2 separate regions of the Homo sapiens genome follow, and region 2 is linked to region 1. A link is an interaction called in ENCODE POLR2A ChIA-PET data of the cell type or tissue named here. Cell type or tissue: PC-3. All regions are shown on one strand. Links, peaks and the distances in the headings refer to the core of each region. The heading gives the core; the rest is flanking DNA. Region 1 has its middle 25 kb from the start of CMAS. Region 2 holds the start of KCNJ8-AS1 (KCNJ8 antisense RNA 1).

Region 1 (10,506 bases), core at 4,535-7,034:
TTCTAGTTAAGTCCACCACTGGTTCAATCAGCTTTAAAGGAAAAAACAACTATTATATCAGTGAATCATCCTTAAAAATCCAAGTGATCATTTCTAAATTAACAATCTAAGCAATCTTTAGAGACCCTGAATACTGAAAATGTATGGTGCACTATCTTCCCAGCATTCATTCATTTATTCATCATTTAATAAGTATTTATTGATTACCTACAATATTTATTGATTACCTACAATTAGGCATTGTCCTAATCACTAACAGAGGAGTGATTCAAAAAGACAATCTCTGTTCATATGAAGCTTATATTTTAGTGCAGAAAATAATAAATATAATAAGCCATTATATAATTCCTATATTAGTTATAAATGTATCTATATTATTTCTAAAATATATTTATATTTTTATATACTATATAAAAATGATATATACATTATACCAAAGATGATATATTATTTGGAGAAAATAGAGAGTAGGGTAAGAGAGATGGGATGCTGGGGCCAGTGACAAAGTTTGAAACTGTAAGTAGTAACTTCACTATACCCCTCAATGTGAGAGGAGAAGAGAACAAGGAGGGGAGAGAGCAAGCCACAGAAAGAGTAAGAGGATGGCCATGCACAGTGGCTCACGCCTGTAATCCCAGCCCTTTGGGATGCCAAGGCGGGCAGATCACCTGAGGTCAGGAGGTCGAGATCAGCCTGGCCAACATGGTAAAACGCCGTTTCTACTAAAAATACAAAAATTAGCCAGGCGTGGTGGCCTGTAATCCCAGCTACTCGGGAGGCTGAGGCAGGAGGATCACTTGAACCTGGGAGGCAGAGGTTGCAGTGCCTAAGATTGTACCACTGCACTCCAGCCTGGGCAACAGAGTGAGTGAGACTCTATCAAAAATAAAATAAATAAATAAGAATAAGAGGAAAGCCTTTCAGGTAAAGGAGACACTTCGTACAAAGGCCCTGAGATAGGAGTGCACCTGCCGTGTTTGTGGAACAATAAGAGAGGCCAGTATAGTTTAAGTGGATGAAATGGAGTGAGAGAGGGGAAGAGCAGTAAGAGATGAGCTTAAAGAGGTAATGAGGACTAGGTCATGTTAGACCTTAGAGTATATTCCAAGGACTTTGATTTTTATTCTGCATGAAAAGTGGAGTCACTACAGAATTTTGAGCAAGGATGAAATAAACTGACTTCCATTTTGAGAGCAACTCTGGCTGCTGTGTTGAAAGTGGATTGTAAGGCAGTCAGGATGGAGGTTGAGAGGCTAGTTGGAGGGCTAGTGCAATGACTCAAGTGAAATGTGATAATTGATTGGATGGTAGGAACAGTGGAGATAGTGAGAAGTGGTCAGATTCTGGGTATATGTGGAAGGTACAGTCAACAGGACTTCCTGGCAGGTTGAAAATAAGAGTCAAGAATGCTTTCAATGGTTTTGGCCTGAGCAATGGAAAATATATGTAGTTAACATTACCTGAGCTGAATAAGACTGAGGTGGAGGAGGTTTGGTGGTGGGGAAAAAAATCTGGGCACATTTAATTTGAGATGTTAATTAGGTATCCAAGTAGAATTGCCAAGTAGGCAGTTGAATTTATGTCTGGAATTCAGAGAGGAGGTCTAGGCTAGAGATATACATTTGGGAATCTTCGCCATAAGAATGATGGTACACAGAGGCTACCATAACACATCTCATGATTTTGTGGAACTTAAATGTGACTTGATTTGCAATCAGATTCTCCTTAAAATACTGTAATAGCTCCTTTCACACAACTGAAGCTTTTGAACTCCACTTAAAATATGAAAATTTTACTTATATTTAAAACCATAAATCTGGATGATATCAGTGAGGCAATGAGTATGGATAAGAAAAAAGTTGATCAAGAACCGATCTCTGGGGCATTCAACATTAGAAGATTCAGGGGAAGTCAAAAAAGCAAAGAAAACAGAGAAGGACCAGTCAGTGATGTAGAATGAATACTAGAAGGGTGTGGTGTCCTAAAAGCTAAGGGAGGAAAAAAAAGATGTTTTCAGGAGAAAAGAGTAGGGCCGGGAGCAATGGCTCACACCTGTAATCCCAGCACTTTGGGGGGCCGAGGCAGGTGGATCACTTGAGGTCAGCAGTTCAAGACCAGCTTGGCCAACATGGTGAAACCCTGTCTTTACTAAAAATACAAAAAATTAGCCAAGTGTGGTGGCGGGCACCTGTAGTCCCAGCTACTGGAGAGGAAGAGGTGGAAGGATCACTTGGGCCTGGGAGGCGGAGGTTGCAGTGAGCCAAGATCGTGCCACTGCATTCCAGTCTGGAAAATAGAGACTGTCACAAAAAAAAAAAAAAAAAAAAAAAAAGAGTAATCTGCTGTGTGTGAAATACTGTTGATATGTCAAACATCATGAGGCCTGAGAATTGAAAACTGGATTTAGCAACATGGAGGTCAGTGGTAACGTTTTTTTAAAGCACCATTAAAAATTCAAAGTAAAAAAAAAATCATAATAAATATTAAGAAGACCAACAAAATTCTAATTTTGACATTAAATCTACTTTGTTTTTCTTTCTTTCTTTCTTTTTTTGAGACCGTCTCACTCTATCACCTAGGCTGGAGTAAGTGACATCATCATGACTAGCGATTGAGCTCCTAGGCTCCTAGGGACTACAGACACATGTCACCACACCTGACTAATTTATTTATTTTTATTTTTTTGTAGAGATTGGATCCCATTATGTTTCCCAGGCTGGTCTCGGACTTCTGACCTCAAGCTATCCTCCTGCCTTGGCCTCCCAAACTGCATAGCTTATGGGCATGTGCCACCATGCCTGGCCTGATTTCCTTTTAAAAAATCAGTATTTAAAAATTGAGGGAAAGGTAGCTCATTTGTCAGTGCCTAAGGAATATACTCAGTCTTTATTTTGGATAATGTAATACTGAAATGATTGACTCATTAAAATTATTCACTATACTAAATTAAACAATAATTTGGTATTGGAGTATCAGTAACATAATATTTTTCTACTGTCTCACAGACAGACACGCACACACCCTTAATAGCTATAACTGAAAGTATTTCAAATAAATTTTGGATATACATTCTAAATATATCAGAAATATATTTCTAGGCATTAGACAATGGTCCATTTTCCGAACAACATTAAGCGCAACAACTTCAAGTATTAAATACAAATTACGTGTCGGAGTTTATTATAAATTAATTTGGTCTCTAATGAATGCATACTTATAGTGCCACCTACTGTCTGGTAGTAAAATTATAACATCAATCATCCATACAGGTGAATTAAGATAAAGAAATAAAATACATAATCCTCTTATTATCAGTAATCTCTTTTTGGAAATCAGACATTCTGTGCGACAACACTAACTTAGAGAACATATCACATTATTTCAATGAGGAAAAAGTATAACATATTACTTATCAACCTGCAACTCCTACCAATTTTATAAAATATATGAAAGCCCACTAAAGCATACACACACACACACACACACACACACACACACACACAACGAATCATTACGTTAGGATGTAAATGCTTAAAACATTACTTTTTGATTACCAATTACGATAGTTTTTAGTAAACAGCGGTTTCGTAGTGTGTGGTAACATTTGTTGACCATTGACATATATTCCAAAAGTCTACCAGTGATTGCAATTTTATTTGTGATGTTACTTTAGGCATTTTCCCTAATCATTTTTTTAAATATTTATATCTACTATAATGCTATAGAGTTACCTGTAGGGTCTATCATTATACTTAAAAATGTAAGGTAGAAAACATTGGCCATAATCTATCATTTATTTAAGAAAAAGGGGAAAATATTATAATATACAGTGACCTTTGAGCAGCATGTGTTTGAACCGCAGGAATCCACTTAATGCATGGATTTTCTCTTCCCCTGCCATTTCTGAGATAGCAAAACCAGCCCTTTCTCTTCCTGTTCCTCCTCAGTCTACTCAACATAAAGACAATGAGGATTAAGACCTTTCTGCTGATCCACTTTCACTTAATAAACAGTAAATGTATTTTCTCTTCCTTATGATTTTCTTTCACATTTCCTTTTCTCTTGCTTACTTTTTTGTAAGAATACAATATACAATATATAGAATATACAAAATATGTGTTAATCAACCATCTGTGTTCTTGATGGTTTAAGGCTTCTGGTCAACAGTAGGCTATTAGTAATTAAGTTTTGAAGGAGACAAAAATTATGCTTGGATTTCTCACTGCATGGGGGATCTGCATTCCTAACCCCCACATTGTGCAAGGGTCAATTATCTATATATAGTTATATAAATACATAAGTATATATAGTTATATGTGTGTTAAGTGGTATCCCATAGAAGGATAAGGAGACTCGAGCAGAGAAAAAAAAAATTGAAACAAGGCTTCCTTAAATATACCTTGCTTAGTAGATTCAACTACATAATTATAAAGCACGATTAAATAGGACAAGCAATTCAATTAAATACAGTGAAAGAAATTAAAAGCTGTATGGGGTTTTAGCAATGTAAATAGAAAATATGTAAACTAGCAGAAAAAAATTGCAATAAGGAATAAATATGTTCTATGAAGTTAGGGTATGGAACACCAACAGCCATTTTTAATAGGAAATTGTTGAATAGGGGGAGTTCTGTGGGGGCCTGTGGACTTTGGCACATTGAGAAGAGTAAGGACTAAATTTCTATTAACTAATGTCTGTATGTTGCACAGACTTGTCACATCTTTGATAGACAACAACCTGACCTGGATTCAAATATTATCACCTAATTTCAGATATTCACAAGCTTTAACAAAATTTTATATTCAACATTTTCTCACCTTATGCTCCCTTTTTAAAATTCCCTTTAAAATTACACAAAGATATTTTGTTTGATAAGATGACTTTAATTTTTAAACTACTAGGATATAAACCTTTGTGTTTTCATAATACAAGGTCATTGTTTGGCTCTTTTATTTTTCTTTGGGTTTTAAGTGCTCTGCATCTACAACCAAGTTAAGTGTCATTTTACCTGTCAACATTCTAATTATTCTACAATAAGTTTACAGAATAACTGGTAAACATTAAAGATGTGAAGTTAGTAAAATATCTTTATGCAGCTGAACGCGGTGGCTCATGCCTGTAGTCCTAGCACTTTGGGAGGCTGAGGCAGACAGATCGCTTGAGGTCAGGAGTTCAAGACCAGTCTGGCCAACATGGTGAAACCCCGTCTCTACTAATAGAAAAATTAGCCAGGTATGGTGGTGCCTGTCTGTAATCCTGGCTACTCCAGAAGCTGAGGAAGGAAAATCACCTGAACCCAGGAGATGGAGGTTACAGTGAGCCAAAATCATGCTGCAGCACTCCAGCCTGGGCGACAGAGCGAGACTCTTGTCTCAAAACAAACAAACAAAAAACCTTTAGGCTTTCCTCTGTTCCTTCCTCGCCTCTATACTTGCATTTGTTTAGTCATTCAGCAAATATTTATTGAATTCCTGCTACATGCAGGCTCTGGGTGTGCAATGGTGACACATGCAGGCTCTGGGTGTGCAGTGGTGACACATGCAAGCTCTGGGTGTGCAGTGGTGAGCAAACCTTGGTGCCATGAAACGAAGTGTGAATCATAGGAATAGAAATGGCAAGGAGGAAACAAAGACAGAAAGTATATATGCAGAAGGTCTCAGCAGGTTTTCATTTTATTTTAACCAGTTATTCTTCGGCCCATAGTAATACTCCATTGTGTTAAAAAGAAAGATGAACTCTCAAATTCACTGTGTCCTCAAATTCACTTAGTAGGCAAAGAAAAAGAGGCCTTGAAGGAAGAGGGCCAGAGAGAGAAAAGGGTAGTGATGAGAGAGAAATAAAACCACCTGTAGTATCTGATAGCATAAATTTTCCTGTCCCATCCCATCAATATCTGTTAAAATTCCCATATCTTTGTAGGGCTTATTTCAAAAGCCCATATAATCCTTGAAGTCTTTTCTGATCCTCCAAACTTGATGTAATTTCTCTGAACTCGATGTAATTTGTTTCTCCCTTTAAACAGCCAAACTCTATTATTCGTCTTTTGGTACTTAGGTTTCTCCGCTTATCTTCTGTTAAATCTGTTTGTATAATGCCCTTCAATAATTCCTTTAGTAGAGAAACTGTCTCTTATTCACGCTAGTGTCTTCTACATAACATGAGCTTAATAAATGTTGATTTGATTGAACCTTAAAAAGTTATAATTCATCTGCCTATAAGCAAGTTACTCAAATCAAACTGACTTGTTTACCACCTATTGTCATCACACAGCTTGGAATGTAAACGTCCTCATTTCAAAACTGTGTACACTCACACACATATATACATGTATGGTCACATATATTTATAAAATTATATATTTGTATTTATTTAGTGAAATGTTTCAGTCTATATGCTATTCTATTGCATTTCCTAAGGGATCTCTTTAAATTTGAAAGGTTACTTCTTCAGCACTTCCAAACTGATCTCTTTTAAATAAATAAAATCATTTTCCAGGTTACTGAGCTATTTTTCATCTTCAATTCGTAACCTTTTATATGAAAGTAAAAGTTATGATAAAAATTCTTTGTTCATTTGAAACCTCATAGGATATAACCCCCCAACACTGTGTGAGGTCTACAAAAGAGTATTTGTGATTGAAAGATCAAATCAAAAGGAGACAACAAAGGTAAAAGTAACATTTACGCAATTTTGTTTACTTAGCAAAGTGAACAATGTTACAAAATCTGTCATGTCATTCAGGAATTGAGCATAATGCAATAATGACGTTTTGTAGTCATCTCCGGGGAAGGCTTCTTTCCAAATTTTCTGAAAATAAAATGCCTATGAATTAATTTAACACAGACCCAAAAGAAAGTAGCAGGTTACAATGTAGGTAGCCAGAGAAACAGTCCAGGCTATTAGAAGAACCATTAAGATGCTTAGTGCTAGAACCCAAAAGGTTCAAAATAGATTTAGAATAAGAATCATGGCGACTAAGGTACCAGACATATAAAATATGACACCAGAACAAATGCTTCCTACAGGTACTCCTTTGATTCACCTCTATAGTGGAGACAAACATCTACTCAAGCAATAGTTTTTGTTAGGATTTTTAATCTTCATTAAAAGATTATTACAAATAACTGATAAGAGTAGTTTAGCATGTAGGTAGTAAATTAAGGCAAAATAGTAGCATGATTGTTAATTTTATTTGTCAATATAATGGGGCTAAGTGGTGCTCAAACAGCTGGTAAAATATTATCTGTGTGTCTGTGAGGATACTTCTGGGATAATCTGAATCAGCAGACTGAGTAAAGATCACCCTTAGCAATGTGGGGGTTATCCTCCAATCCATTGAGGGCCTGAATACAACATAAAGTTGGACCAGATCAAGTTTATTGATATGGGCCCACTAAGCAGATTCTGCATTTAATGTTGCAGCTACAGAAATCTGTATAAGTAATGAGGAGCCAAGTGTTAATCGCCAAGAAAGTGGGGAAAATGTCTCCAGGGCATGTCACAGATCTTTGCAGCTGCCCCTCCCATTGCAGGCCTGGAGGCCAAGAAGGAAAAAAATGGTTTTATTGGCCCCCTTGCTGTGTGCAGCATAGAGACTTAGTGCCCTGCATCCTAGCCACTCTAGCCATGGCTAAAAGGGATCAAGGTACAGCTTGGGCCATGGCTTCAGAGGGTGCAAGCCCCAAACCTTGGCAGCTTCCATGTGGTATTAAGCCTGTAGGTGCACAGAAGTCAAGAATTGGGATTTGGGAACCTCTGCCAAGATTTCAGAGGATGTATGGAAATGCCTGGATGTCCAGGCAGAAGTTTGCTGCAGGGGTGGGGCCCTCATGGAGAACCTCTGATAGGGGAGGGCAGAAGAGAAATGTGGAGTGGGCACCCCCACACAGAGTCCCCACTGGGGCACTGCCTAATAGAGCTGTGAAAAGAGGGCCACTGTCCTCCAGATCCTAGTATGGTAGATCTGCCAACAGCTTGCACTGTGTGCCTGGAAAAGCAGCAGACACTCAATGCCAGCCCATGAAAGCAGCCAGGAGGGAGGTTGCATTCTGCAAAGCCATGGGAGGTGCTGCCCAAGACCACGGGAACCCACATCTTGCAGCAATGTGACCTGGATGTGAGACATGGAGTCAAAGGAGATCATTTTGGAGCTTTAAGATTTGACTGCCTTGCTGGATTTCAGACTTACATGGGGCCTGTTGTTCCTTTGTTTTGGCCAGTTTCTCCCATTTGGAACAGCTGTATTTATGCCTGTACCTCCATTGTACCTAGGAAGTAACTAACTTGCTTTTGATTTTACAGGCTTATAGGTGGAAAGGACTTGCCTTGTCTAAGATGAGACTTTGGGCTGTGAACTTTGAGTTAATACTGAAATGAGTTAAGACATTGGGGGACTGTTGGGAAGGCATGATTGGTTTTTAAATGTGAGGATATGAGATTTGTGAGGGGCCAAGGATGGAATGATGTGGTCTGGCTCTGTCCCCACCTAAATCTCATCTTTAATTGTAGCTTCCAGAATTCCCACATGTTGTGGGAGGGACCTGGTGGGAGATAATTGAATCATGGGGGCAGTTTCCCCATACTGTTCTAGTGGTAGTGAATAAGTCTCATGAGATCTGATGATTTTATAAGGGGAAACCTCTTTCACTAGGATCTCATTCTGTCTCTTGCCTGCCAGCATGTTAGACGTGACTTTTGCCTCCCACCATGATTGTGAGGCATCCTCAGCCACGTGGAATTGTGAGTCCATTAAACCTCTTTTTCTTTATAAATTACCCAGTCTCAGGTATGTCCTGATCAGCAGCATAAAAGTGCACTAATATAGCCAGGCAGGTCTTGAACTCCTGACTTCAAGTAATCTGCCCACCTCTGCCTCCCAATGTCCTGAGATTACAGGCATGAGCCACCATGCCTGGCTATGTGATGGTTAATTTTATGCGTTAACTGGGCTAAGGAATGCTCAGATAGCTTGTAAAACATTATTCCTGGGCTTGTCTGTGAAAGCATTTCTAGAAAAGATTAGAATTTGAATCAATAGACTGAATAAAGATCACCCTCACTAATGTGGGTGGGCATCATCTAATTTTTTAGGGCCTACAAACAGAACAAAAAAGCAGAAGCAGGGTTAATTTTCCCTCTGCTTCAGCTGGGACATCCTCTTTTCAGACATCAGTGCTCCTGGGACTTAAACTATTGGCTCCATTCTCAGGCCTTTGTGTTTGGACAGAGACAAAATCACAGGTTTTTCAGGGTCTCCAGCTTACAGATATCAGATGGACTTTTCAGACTCCATAGTAATATAGGCCAATTCCTCATAATAAGTATTTTTCTATTTCTTATGGTAGCAATATTTATAATAGTAAAGACATGGAAACAAAACAAATGTTCATGAAGAGTTCACTGGACAGAGAAAATGTAGTATACACTGCAATGGAATGTTAATCAGCCTTTTTAAAAAAGGAGGGAATCCTACCATTTGTGACATCACAGAAAAACCTAGAGGTTATTACACTACATGAAATAAGCCAGTCACAAAAAGACAAATGCTCATGATTTCACTTATATAGGGTACCTGAAATAATCAAACTCATAAAAGCAAAGAATAAGTGGTGATTGCCAGGGGGTGGGGAAAGGGAAAATGGGAAATTATTTTCAATAGGTATAAAGGTACAAAGTTGTAATAGGTATAAAGTTTTAGTCATGCTAGATAAATAAGTCCTAGAGATCTTGTGTACAACATAGTGCCATAGTTAACAATACAGTATTGTGCACTTTAAAATGTGTTGAGGATAGATCTTATGTTAAGTGTTCTTACCAAAACACACACACACACACACACACACACACACACACACACTTTTGGAGGTGATGGATATATTCAGTACCTTGGTTTTGGTGATGATATCACAGTTTTATGCATACATTCACATTCATCAAATCGTATACATTAAATATGTGCATTTTTGTATATCAAATATACCTCATTAAAGCGTTTAAAAACACTGATATGATACTAAAATATATTCACATTGAAAAATATTAAAAATAAATGCAAACCATTCTGTTATATAATGAATACTTAAAATTATTAGCATTATTAAGTATTTGCATGTTTAATTAAAGATTATATTTTATTATTATGGGTCTAAGTAAGCCAAAATTAAATAGGCCAGGCAGAATAAACATTCTCAAGTAATCCAAGGTTTTTCTATGCCTCATCAACTTGCAGAGGATTATAATTTTAGAGCAAGCAGTTATTTTATATATCAGCAAACACATGAGGAAACTTTTATGCAAATGCTGAAGGAAAAGTTTATAGTGCTAAATGCCCACATCAAAAAGTCTGACAAATCACAAACTGACAACCTAACAGCATACCTCAAGGAACTAGAAAAACGAGAACAAACCGAAACCCAAAGCTAGTAGAAGGAAAGAAATAAAAAATATCAGAGCAGAACTCAATGAAATTGTAACCAAGAAATAATACAAAAGATTAATGAAGCAAGG
Region 2 (10,506 bases), core at 4,258-6,757, 360 kb before region 1:
AAAAAATGAAAAGAGGTATCTATTTCCCTCCTCTACCCTCATTTCCATTCCTCGCCACAAGGTGTTCTAATCTGATTGAACAAAGTGAATGCTCTAGTATGTAACTCTAAATGCCAGGAGAGCATACTACCCCTCTCAAATAGTTGAGAATTGTATACCCTGGCAAGTTATCTTTTATGTGTAAAACACAATTTTATATATACAATGATCCAGAAAATATATGCCCCATACCATTCTATTTTGAAAAAAATCATTGGGAAACTATATGCCAACATATTGAAAAATAAGCAAAATTAGGAATCCAAGAAAGGGGGGAATTATGGCATAAAAATACAGGCAATGATGGCTAAACCAATTAATTTAGAGATAAGGACAAATAATTCCCAGAAACGTAGTTATAAAATTGAATGTTAATGTCCAAAATTGTCAAAACAATATTTGTCAAAAGGAGAATATTTTTCTTTCAAAAAATATTGAGGACTTCCTCTGTGACAGGCACTGTTTCAGTGATCAAGACAGATAAAATGCCTGCTCATGAGGAACATATATTCTGGTGGAGGATCATAGATAATAAACAAGTCAATGAATTTTAAAATGATTAGATAAAGGATGTAAACATAACAACATACAAGTTGCCCGTCTGGGCTTTTCCAGCCTGTGGGCTGTTGTCAACAATATTTATGATGTTGCAGAAGATGGAGTAATTCACTCCTATAGTAAATGACTCCATACTGCTGTGTTTTTTGACTTCTCATGCCTTAAAAAAAAAGTCTCCTGTTGTCAGATTGTGAACTGTTTTAAAACTGTATTCATAGAATTGGAGAACAAAATAGGAACTTTAAAATAATCTAATCCAAATGAATGCCTAGAGTTTGAGTGACTGGCCTCAAATTAGTCTGTGATTTAAGAATAGAACCAAAAATAATTTTGGTCTTGCAGCTATCTGTGTGCCTTTCTGTGGGATTCTTTGTAAATTCTATTTTGCTGTCTTTATTCTTCGGTAGCCACAAAACCAGATTAGCTAATGTTATTAGGACTGTAAGTTCTTTGAGGGTACTTTATTCACTTTTATATCTCCAAGTAGCATAGTATTTCTGACAAGATACATTTATATCTCCCAGCAGATACCTATTAAACTTGAGGCACAGTATGAGTAAATGAACCCTGAGTTAGGATTTGAAAGACATTCATTGATACATAGATTCTTTTACATCATTTTCCTTATTTCCTAGTTCTTCGGAATAGTTTGAGGAGCTGAAGTTCCTTGAAGCTGAGCTTCAGGTAGGTGAGGTATTACTATAATAGCAATATATGCTTGTAAATGGACAGCAACTGGCCTTGGTGGGTATCTCTAACAAGAAGAAGAAAAAGGTTCCAGGGAGAGAAAATAATACTAGTGGGGAAAAAGGAGAACTGAGGGTTTAATGTCTCAAAAAGCAAAATAATTCGATTCTAATTGTCTAGCCCTTCATTAGATAGTTGTAACATAGAGTACCTTTTTCCGTTTACATGTTAGCTGTTCTTTTTAGAAGACAGGTAGTTAAATTCTAAATCATACTAATAACTGTGAATTGACTCATTGTGGTGTCTACTTGGATATAGACTAGTTTGTGCTAAGCAGTACGTCCCTAATGTGCTTGAATGACAGATGTTTAGAAGTAGTTTATCGGTAAAAAATACCTAGGCTCAAAGCTATGAATATGGATACATTTTTATCTCTTGCTCTTGCAAGCTGTTTTCTCTGGGTATCTGAAAAACGTCATGGAAAAACTTTGACTATATTTATTCTACTTATGGAAAGATGCTTTCTTGCTGTCTCCTACTGAAAGGTGACAGCGTGCTGGCAGTCCTCACAGCCCTCCCTGGCTCTCGGCGCCTCTTCTGCCTGGGCTCCCCCTTTGGGGGCACTTGAGGAGCCCTTCAGCCCACCGCTGCACTGTGGGAGCCCCTTTCTGGGCTGGCCAAGGCCAGAGGTGGCTCACTCAGCTTCCAGGGGGTGTGGAGGGAGAGGCGCGAGCGGGAACCGGGGCTGCGCGCAGCGCTTGCGGGCCAGCTAGAGTTCCGGGTGGGAGTGGGCTTGGCAGGCCCCGCACTCGGAGCAGCCGGCCGGCCCTGTCGGCCCCAGGCAATGAGGGGCTTAGCACCCGGGCCAGCGGCTGCGGAGGGTGTACTAGGTCCCCCAGCAGCGCCGGCCCACTGGCGCTGCGCTCCATTTCTCGCCGGACCTTAGCTGCCTCCCTGCGGGGCAGGGCTCGGGACCTGCAGCCCGCCATGCCTGGGCCTCCCTCGCTCCCTGGGCTCCTGTGCGGCTCAAGCCTCCCGGACGAGCGCCGCCCCCTGCTCCACTGCGCCCAGTCCCATCTACCACCCAAGGGCTGGGGAGTGCGGGCCCACGGCGCAGGACTGGCAAACAGCTCCACCCGCGGCCCGGTACCGGCGGGATCCACTGAGTGAAGCCAGCTGGGCTCCTGACTCTGGTGGGGACTTGGGAGAACCTTTATGTCTAGCTAAGGGATTGTAAATACACCAATCGGCACTCTGTATCTAGCTCAAGGTTTGTAAACACACCAATCAGCACCCTGTGTCTAGCTCAGGGTTTGTGAATGCACCAATCCACACTCTGTATCTAGCTACTCAGGTGGGGATGTGGAGAACATTTGTGTCTAGCTCAGGGATTGTAAATGCACCAATCAGTGCCCTGACAAAACAGACCACTGGGCTCTACCAATCAGCAGGATGTGGGTGGGGCCGGACAAGAGAATAAAAGCAGGCTGCCCGAGCCAGTAGTAGCAAGTGGCTGTGGTCCCCTTCCACGGTGTGGGGGCTTTGTTCTTTCCCTCTTTGCAATAAATCTTGCTGCTGCTCACTCTTTGGGTCCACACTGTCTTTATGAGCTGTAACATTCACCGCGAAGGTTTGCAGCTTCACTCCTTAAGCCAGTGAAACCACTAACCCACCAAGAAGAATGAACAAACAACTCCAGACGCGCGGCCTTAAGAGCTGTAACACTCACCGCGAAGGTCCGCAGCGTCTCTCCTGAGCTAGTGTGACCACGAACCAACCAGAAGGAACAAACTCCGAACACGCCGCCTTTAAGAACTGTAATACTCACCGCGACGGCTTTTAAGAACTGTAACACTCACCGCGACGGTCGGCGGCTTCATTCTTGAAGTCAGTCAGACCAAGAACCTACCAATTCCGGACGCACTACCCGGGGGACATGATAAATCTGGGAAGGGCACCTCAGGTAAGCCTTTGACTTGCTAGGGGTTCAGCCTTGCTAGAGTTATACAGAGAATAAAATATGCATGTATAGTGAATTATACACAGTTTGAAGTTCATAGTTTTTGTCTGAAAGTGAGCTTTCAGGCAGAGGAGCTGAAAGATCAGCAGAGCCCATTAGAAACCAGAACTGCCCCACTTCTTTCCACATGGTGTTCTTCTCATTGTCTGGGTGCTGCTTCTGGGAACAGAAGCACCTAGTCTACATTCTCTGGGCATTGTGTGAAGTCGTCTGATGGCATCTATATTTCCCCTTCCTGGAACCATGAACTATTATCCTTTCTGGTGCCAAGGACTGCAGTTGCAAATACTTACTTTCTTATATCAGAGATCCTGAAGGAGATAGTAGCTTTTCTATGTTCTAGCTGTACACATTTCAAAACACAGATTTTTTTTTATTTGTTTAGTTTATGTTTTAGAAAATAAAAGGTTAATCAGAATGCAAATGCTGGTAATAAAACAAACAGTCCCGGCCAGCTTGTAATCACAGCACTTTGGGAGGCCAAGGCAGGTGGATCACGAGGTCAGGAGATCGAGACCATCCTGGCTAACATGGTGAAACCCCGTCTTTACTAAAAATACAAAAAATTAGCCGGGCATGGGCGGGGTGCGGCGGTTCATGCCTGTAATCCCAGAACTTTGGGAGGCCGAGGCAGGTGGATCACGACGTCAGGAGTTTGAGACCAGCCTGGCCAAGCTGGTGAAACCGCATCTCTACTAAAAATACAAAAATTAGCCAAGCACGGTGGTGGGCGCCTGTAATTCCAGCTACTCGGGAGGCTGAGGCAGGAGAATCACTTGAACTCCCTAGGCAGAGGTTGCCGTGAGCCGAGATCATGCCACTGCACTCTAGCCTGGGCAACAGAGCAAGACTTTGTCTCAAAAAAAAAAAAAAAAAAAAAAATTAGCTGGGTGTGGTGGCATTTGCCTGTAGTCCTAGCTACTCAGGAGGCTGAGGCAGGAGAATCGCTTGAACTCAGGAGGTGGAGGTTGCAGTGAGCTGAGATCACGCCACTGCATTCCAGCATGGGTGACAGAGTGAGACTCTGTATCAAAAAAAATAAATAAAGGAAAAAAAAAAACAGTCCGCCGCCTCTCTCTCATCCCCAGTCCTGATCCTCAGAGCAACTACTCATTCTTTCTGACTTCTTGAGTTGTAGTCCGAAAGTCCAGCTGCTGATTCCTTTCTCTCCCTGTGCTCATTTAAAATATGCATGAGTATCTAGTCCTTTAAATATACATTAATTTGTGAGGTGGAAAGTGTTATTACTGAGATTTTTTTGCTAGAAAACCCTAGAGTTCACTTGACTAAAGTTTTGTTAGAGTCCTGCAAAGCAATACACATCCAGGAATTTGTATTATATGATTTGTGTAAAGCTTTCATTTATTGAAAATAGTACTATGTGCCAGGCATGCAATGCATTAACTGCATGTAATAATGTGCTCACATGAACCAAGTATAAGTAATGCTTACTTTACTTATATTAACTTACGTAATCCTCATTTCAACCCTATGTGGTGGGTACTTTTATTTTTCTTATTTTAAGGATATGGGGAAACTGAATCACAGAAGGTCAATAACCTGACCAAGATCACACAACTAGTAAGCAGACTCTCTCTCTCCCTCTCTCTCTCTCTCTCTCTCTGTGTTTAAATTTTTGTTTTTTTTTTTCCTGAGACAGGGTCTTGCGCTCTCACCCAGGCTGGAGTGCTGTGGTGCAATCTGTGCTCACTGCAACCTCCGTCTCCTGGGTTCAAGCGATTCTCCTGCCTTAGCCTTCTGAGTAGCTGGGATTACAGGTACCCACCACCATGCCCAGCTAATTTTTGTATTTATAGTAGAGACAGGGTTTCACCATGTTGACCAGGCTGGTCTCAAACTCCTGACCTCAAACTCCTGACCTCAGATGATCCTCCCGCCTCAGCCTCCCAAAGTGCTGGCATTACAGGTGTGAGCCACTGCACCCCGCCGGATCATTCTTAACATACAGATTTATACAGATTTGTTTCCTTTTAAAAAATGGTTACTAAATATTCAATCATTCAGAAACACCATGATGTATTTAACTGTTCCCATATTTTGAGACATTATGCTTTTTACTATGATAAATAATGTTGTATAGATATCATTGTACATTGTAGTCATCTGTATTTGTCATTGCTTGGGTAGGTCTCTGAAAGTGAAATTCCTGGGTAAAAGAGTAGAACAGTTTTTTGGAAGGGCTGTACCCTTTGATTCCAAACCCCATCTGCATATGTCTTACTATACTGTCATCATATTGCATATTACTAAATTTTATTTGTCCAGTTTGTCAGATGAAAAGGGTATTTGGTTCTCTTCTGCAATTATAGAGGCAGTAGGAAAAAAAGTGATGTTTTGTTATAAATTTGTATAACTATGATTATTGGTTGTGTATACTTTCACATTTTTTAAACTTTCCATTATCTGCTCCTCTACCAAAGTGAGCATTCTTCTTGTTTTGTTTCTCTACTTAGCAACTATTCACTTTACTTCTGAAAACAGCCTCGGGGTTTTCTATCCTCTCATCTCTTCCTCTCCTTAAATACATCAAAGCTTCCCAAAGGAAAAACCTATCTAAAACTGGAGCCAAACAAGGGGAATAAGACGAGAGACAGCAAAAGAGAAGCCAGTGATGGCATTCGAGTTTCTGCATCAAGAGCAACGTAAGCCGGGCGCAGTGGCTCAGGCCTGTAATCCCAGCAGTTTGGGAGGCCGAGGCGGGCAGATCACAAGGTCAGTTCAAGACCAGCCTGACCAATATGGTGAAACCCTGTCTCTACTAAAAATATAAAAATTAGCCAGGCATGGTGGGTGGTGGTGGGCACCTGTAGTCCCAGCTACTCGGGAGGCTGAGGCAGGAGAATCGCTTGAACCTGGGAGGCGGAGGTTGCAGTGAGCCGAGATCACACCACTGCACTCCAGCACTCCAGCACTCCAGCCTGGGTGACAGAGCAAAACTCTCTCTCAAAAAAAAAAAAAAAAAAAAAAAAAAAAGGCAACATAATGCAGCCTCGTCCCTAGGCTAGTTTAGGTAAGCAAACTTCACTGACGATAAAAGAGGTCCTAACTGATGTATTATTTTGACCAGTTTGAAATTACAATGTCATTGTTATTTCAATACTGATAAAAGAAAAACTCAGCCAAATTAAATTTAAAGGAGTTGAATTGAGCAATGAATGTTTTGCGAATCGGGCAGCCCCCCCAAATCTCAGCAGATTCACAGAGGCTCCAGCGCAGCCATGTGGTGGAAGAAGACTTACAGACAAAAAAAAAGGGAAATGACGTACAGAAATTGGAAGTGAGGTACAGAATGGCTGGATTGGTTACAGCTCGGTGTTTGCCTTATTTGAACACAGTTTTAACACTCATCAGTGTATGAATGGTTGAAGTATGGCCTCTGGAATGGCCAAGACTTAGCTATAGTTACAGATGCATACTCTGAAGTTACGTTTTCAATTTTGTCTGACTACTAAGCTAGGTTACAGTTCATCCACAAGGACTCAAATATAGAAGTATGGAGTCTTTCTCGGGCCATATTTAGTTTGCTTTAATAATATCAAAATACTAAAAGTAAGGGTGATTTTAAAAAACGTTTTATTTTGTGTTAATTTTAAACTCAGAATAAGTTGCCAAAACTGTTTGGTGAGTTCCCATGTATCCATCACTCAGCTTCCTCCCATAATAACAACTTACTTTATCATTGAGCTTGTTAATATCAGAAAATGAACACTGGTACACTACTGTAAGCTAAACTAGGGACCTTATTCAAATTTTAGCAATTTTAATATTAATATGAGTATTTTTTTAAAAATACACATTTATTCATGTTAAGCAATTTGTGCATTGTGGATAGATTGTTTTTCTAACTAGAAAGTAAATATTAAAAATACTTAAAAATATATCAGGCACTACCTAGGTTTTTAGGCAATATCAGTGGACTCAGGAGTTTATTTTACTTTTAGAGTAGAAAACGTTGGAGAGAACATTTGCCTCAGGCATTCTGAGAGTGGATTGAGCATTTACGTTAATTATTATGTCTTACTCATTATTTCAGACAGGTTAAAATGTAACTTCTTGCAGTGTTCTCGTGTACCACGAAGGAATTTGTTCCTACCCTCATCCATCACCAGTGGTTGAAATCAGTCAGCTTAATGGGTTTCTAAAAGCCATTTCCAGGCAGCTGTGTTTACCCTTCTCTCCAAATGCTCATTGGGGCTTCCTAAGCAGAAATATGACAAGGAACACTTCACTCATCTGTATTTAAATATAAAAGCCTTGTGTATATAAATATAAAAGTTTAGTGTCTCTTTTTGTTTTCTCTGATTTTGGCCTATGGCAAAAAAGAAAATAAAAAGTGATAACAAACAAAAAACAATTTGAAAACAGGTGAACCAAAAGTAGCCCCTAAAATCCAGAGTTCTGATGTTGTAGTTGATTTTTTTGTTTCCTGTTTTTTGTTTTAGGGATGGGGGTCTCTCTATGTTGTCCAAGCTGATCTCAAACTCCTGGCCTCAAGCCATTTTCCTGGCTTGGTCTTCCAAAGTTCTGGGATAACAGGCATGAGCCATCACTCCCAGCCCTGATATTACTTGAATGAAATTTGTTAAATAAAAAATAGGTGCCACTGGGGAGTAGAACATAAGGGAGCTAATATTTATTGACATCTACTATGGCTAGATGTCATACTAGGTGCTTTGAATGGCTCTGTTTAATCTTGGTGGTGTAGTCAAAAGTGTACTCATGATGTTGACCTTGAGACAAATGTCTAATAGTATTTAATGAATAGGGATTACAGTGTAACGGGGCAAAAGAAGCATTGTAAAGCCAGAGGCAGAAGGTACAATCCAACTTCTGGCTAATTAAGTGATACTATACTGTCAGATCCTCTCACTTTAATTATCTTAATTTTATTCTCCAAATAATTCATGATCTTTTATAAAGAATTGAAAAAATACGGGAAGGTGTAAGAAAGCAAAAGTCCTTACTTTCCCCATACCCCGATTCCTCTGCCTAGGGGTAATTGTCTTTAACATATTAATATGCGTCCTTTCTGTCTCCCACAACCTAAAAATAAAAGATATAGTTGAAATTTTGTTAGTAAACAATAAGATTCTAACCAATCCTTTTCAGATGTAAATAACTTACTGTTCATAATGATAGCTTTACTTTTGGCAAATTATATTTCCTAATTTCAAATATTGGGTCTCTTAGATCATGTGAGGAATAATATAGCATTGTATGTATATTTTTCTTACTGGTTTAGAATTTAATAAAAATTGTTAAAATTTACTGAGTTTAAAAGTTACTAAAGTTTATTACTGTGTGCTAGGTGCTTTGCCTAAATTAGCATATGATAACGTGTTTAATCTTCATGAGAACCTTTTAAACTAGGTGCTAAAACTCTCCCTATTGGACAGTTGGTAAATTTTAGGCACCGAGAGGTCAAATAAATTGGCTAAGACCACAAAGCTACTAAGTGGTGATGCTAAAATTCAAACCCAAAAGTCAAGTTCCAAGATCCCAGAACCAGAACTCTTAACCACTATGCAGTACTGAAGATAATGAGCTAGTGAAAGAGCATGGTCAATACACACACACACACAGCTGGTAATAACCTAGAAATCACAGTTTTGCTACCAGACAAGGAGATTTTCTACTTTCTATGAAAAAATATATTGTTTGTTTTTTTGTGGGGGGTTTTAGAAAGAATTTGACTGAGGGTCACAAGGCAAAGAAAGAGACCAAAGCAAGTTTTAGAGCAGGAGTGGAACTTTATTAGAAACCTTTAGAACAGTAAGAAAAGGAAAGAAAGAAAGGAAGAAAAGCACACTTGGAAGGAGGACCAAGCAGGTGACTTGAGAAACCAAGTGTGCCTGTATTATTGTTGTTCTGAACTAATAAATTTGATGTTTTCTCATGAGTTTGGATCATAATCCTGAAAGACTTGAATACCATAATCCTGAATGTTGAAATCCCGAAAAATCAAAATCCCTAAAGTCCAAATCCCTGAAGTCTAAAATCCCCCCAAAATCACGATCACATTATAACGACATCATGTTTGGTGGAACTATTATCTTGTTATTTTCTTATTTGAAAATTCAGTGGCCGGGCGTGGTGGCTCATGCCTGTAATCCCAGCACTTTGGGAGGCTGAGGCGGGTGGATCACAAGGTCAGGAGTTTGAGGCCAGCCTGGCCAACGTGGTGAAACCTCATCTCTACTAAAGATACAAAAATCAGCTGGGTGTGGTGGCTGGTGCCTTGTAATCCCAGCTACTCGGGAGGCTGAGGCAGGAGAATCGCTTGAACCCAGGAGGTGGAGTTTGCAGTGAGCTGAGATCGTACCACTGCACTCTAGTCTGAGTGACAGAGTGAGACTCTGTCTCAAAAAAAAAAATTAAGTGTGGGTGATTAAGGAGATGCATGTGGGTGCCAAGTTGACAAGGGGTGAACTTGTGGACTCAATTTTGGGAGTCAACTTGACCAAATTAAGGAATACCAAAAAAACCTGGTAAAGAATTTTCTGGGGGAGTATCTGCAAGTATGTTTTGAGAGGAGATTGCTGTGTGAGCCTGTGTGGTGTAGGTGGGGAAGATCTGCCCTCAATGTTGGCGGCTCCATCCAATCAGCTAGGGACTTGGAGAGAATAGATAGAGAAGGCAAATTGGTATCTTTGAGAGTAGAGACTTTTCTTTTTCTGCCTTGGACATCAGAACCCCTAACTTGCTGGCTCTTGGACTCCAGAACTTACATCAGTGGTCCCCCAGGTCCTGACGCTCTCAGACTGAGAGGTACCTTTGCTTCCCTGGTTCTCAACATAAAAACATTGAAGCTTCCTCTATAAATGAAAAGATGTCCTTTTTGTACATATGCATTTGTGAAAGATAAAATTTCACAAGGTCTCGGCTCTTTGGGAGACTGCAAATGCGGTGGCAACCCATCACAATCTTTGATTCGTCTTGTCAAAAGACTTATGTTGTCCTTCACGGTACTTCAGATGACTGTAGTTACAAAACTAAGTGCACACAATTACCAACCATGGTGACATGCATTTATACATTTTGCTTTTTGACCTGTTTCTTTATGAATATGGTTTTTCTGCTCATAACTGTTGTACCCGTGAGACTCTATAGCTGAGTGTTTATGCTTGCAAAAATATGTATATTTTACATATCTTATTGTGTAAAGTGGTCTATGACAATAG

Evidence for each region. ChIA-PET counts read pairs that join two places held together with the same protein. Peaks named below come from ENCODE experiments on the same cell type or tissue, not always from the same donor. Only the 100,000 strongest peaks of a DNase experiment are listed, where the experiment ranks them.
Region 2: POLR2A ChIA-PET joins it to region 1 with 13 read pairs; 3 of 35 experiments call an interaction of 5 or more read pairs at or near these places.

The regions. Positions count from the first base shown.
Region 1 is chr12:22,015,866-22,026,371 of GRCh38, forward strand. No RefSeq gene overlaps it. Among named protein-coding and RNA genes, the nearest start is that of CMAS, 25 kb to the right of the region's middle. In PC-3, for the core only: no CTCF peak of the experiment used is centred there; a DNase peak (open chromatin) is centred at 5,506; H3K27ac peaks cover 751 bases.
Region 2 is chr12:21,659,525-21,670,030 of GRCh38, forward strand. It overlaps KCNJ8-AS1 (KCNJ8 antisense RNA 1), which reads left to right and starts at 2,789. Exons shown (of 5, transcript XR_007063241.1): 1 at 2,789-3,247. In PC-3, for the core only: no CTCF peak of the experiment used is centred there; no DNase peak of the experiment used is centred there.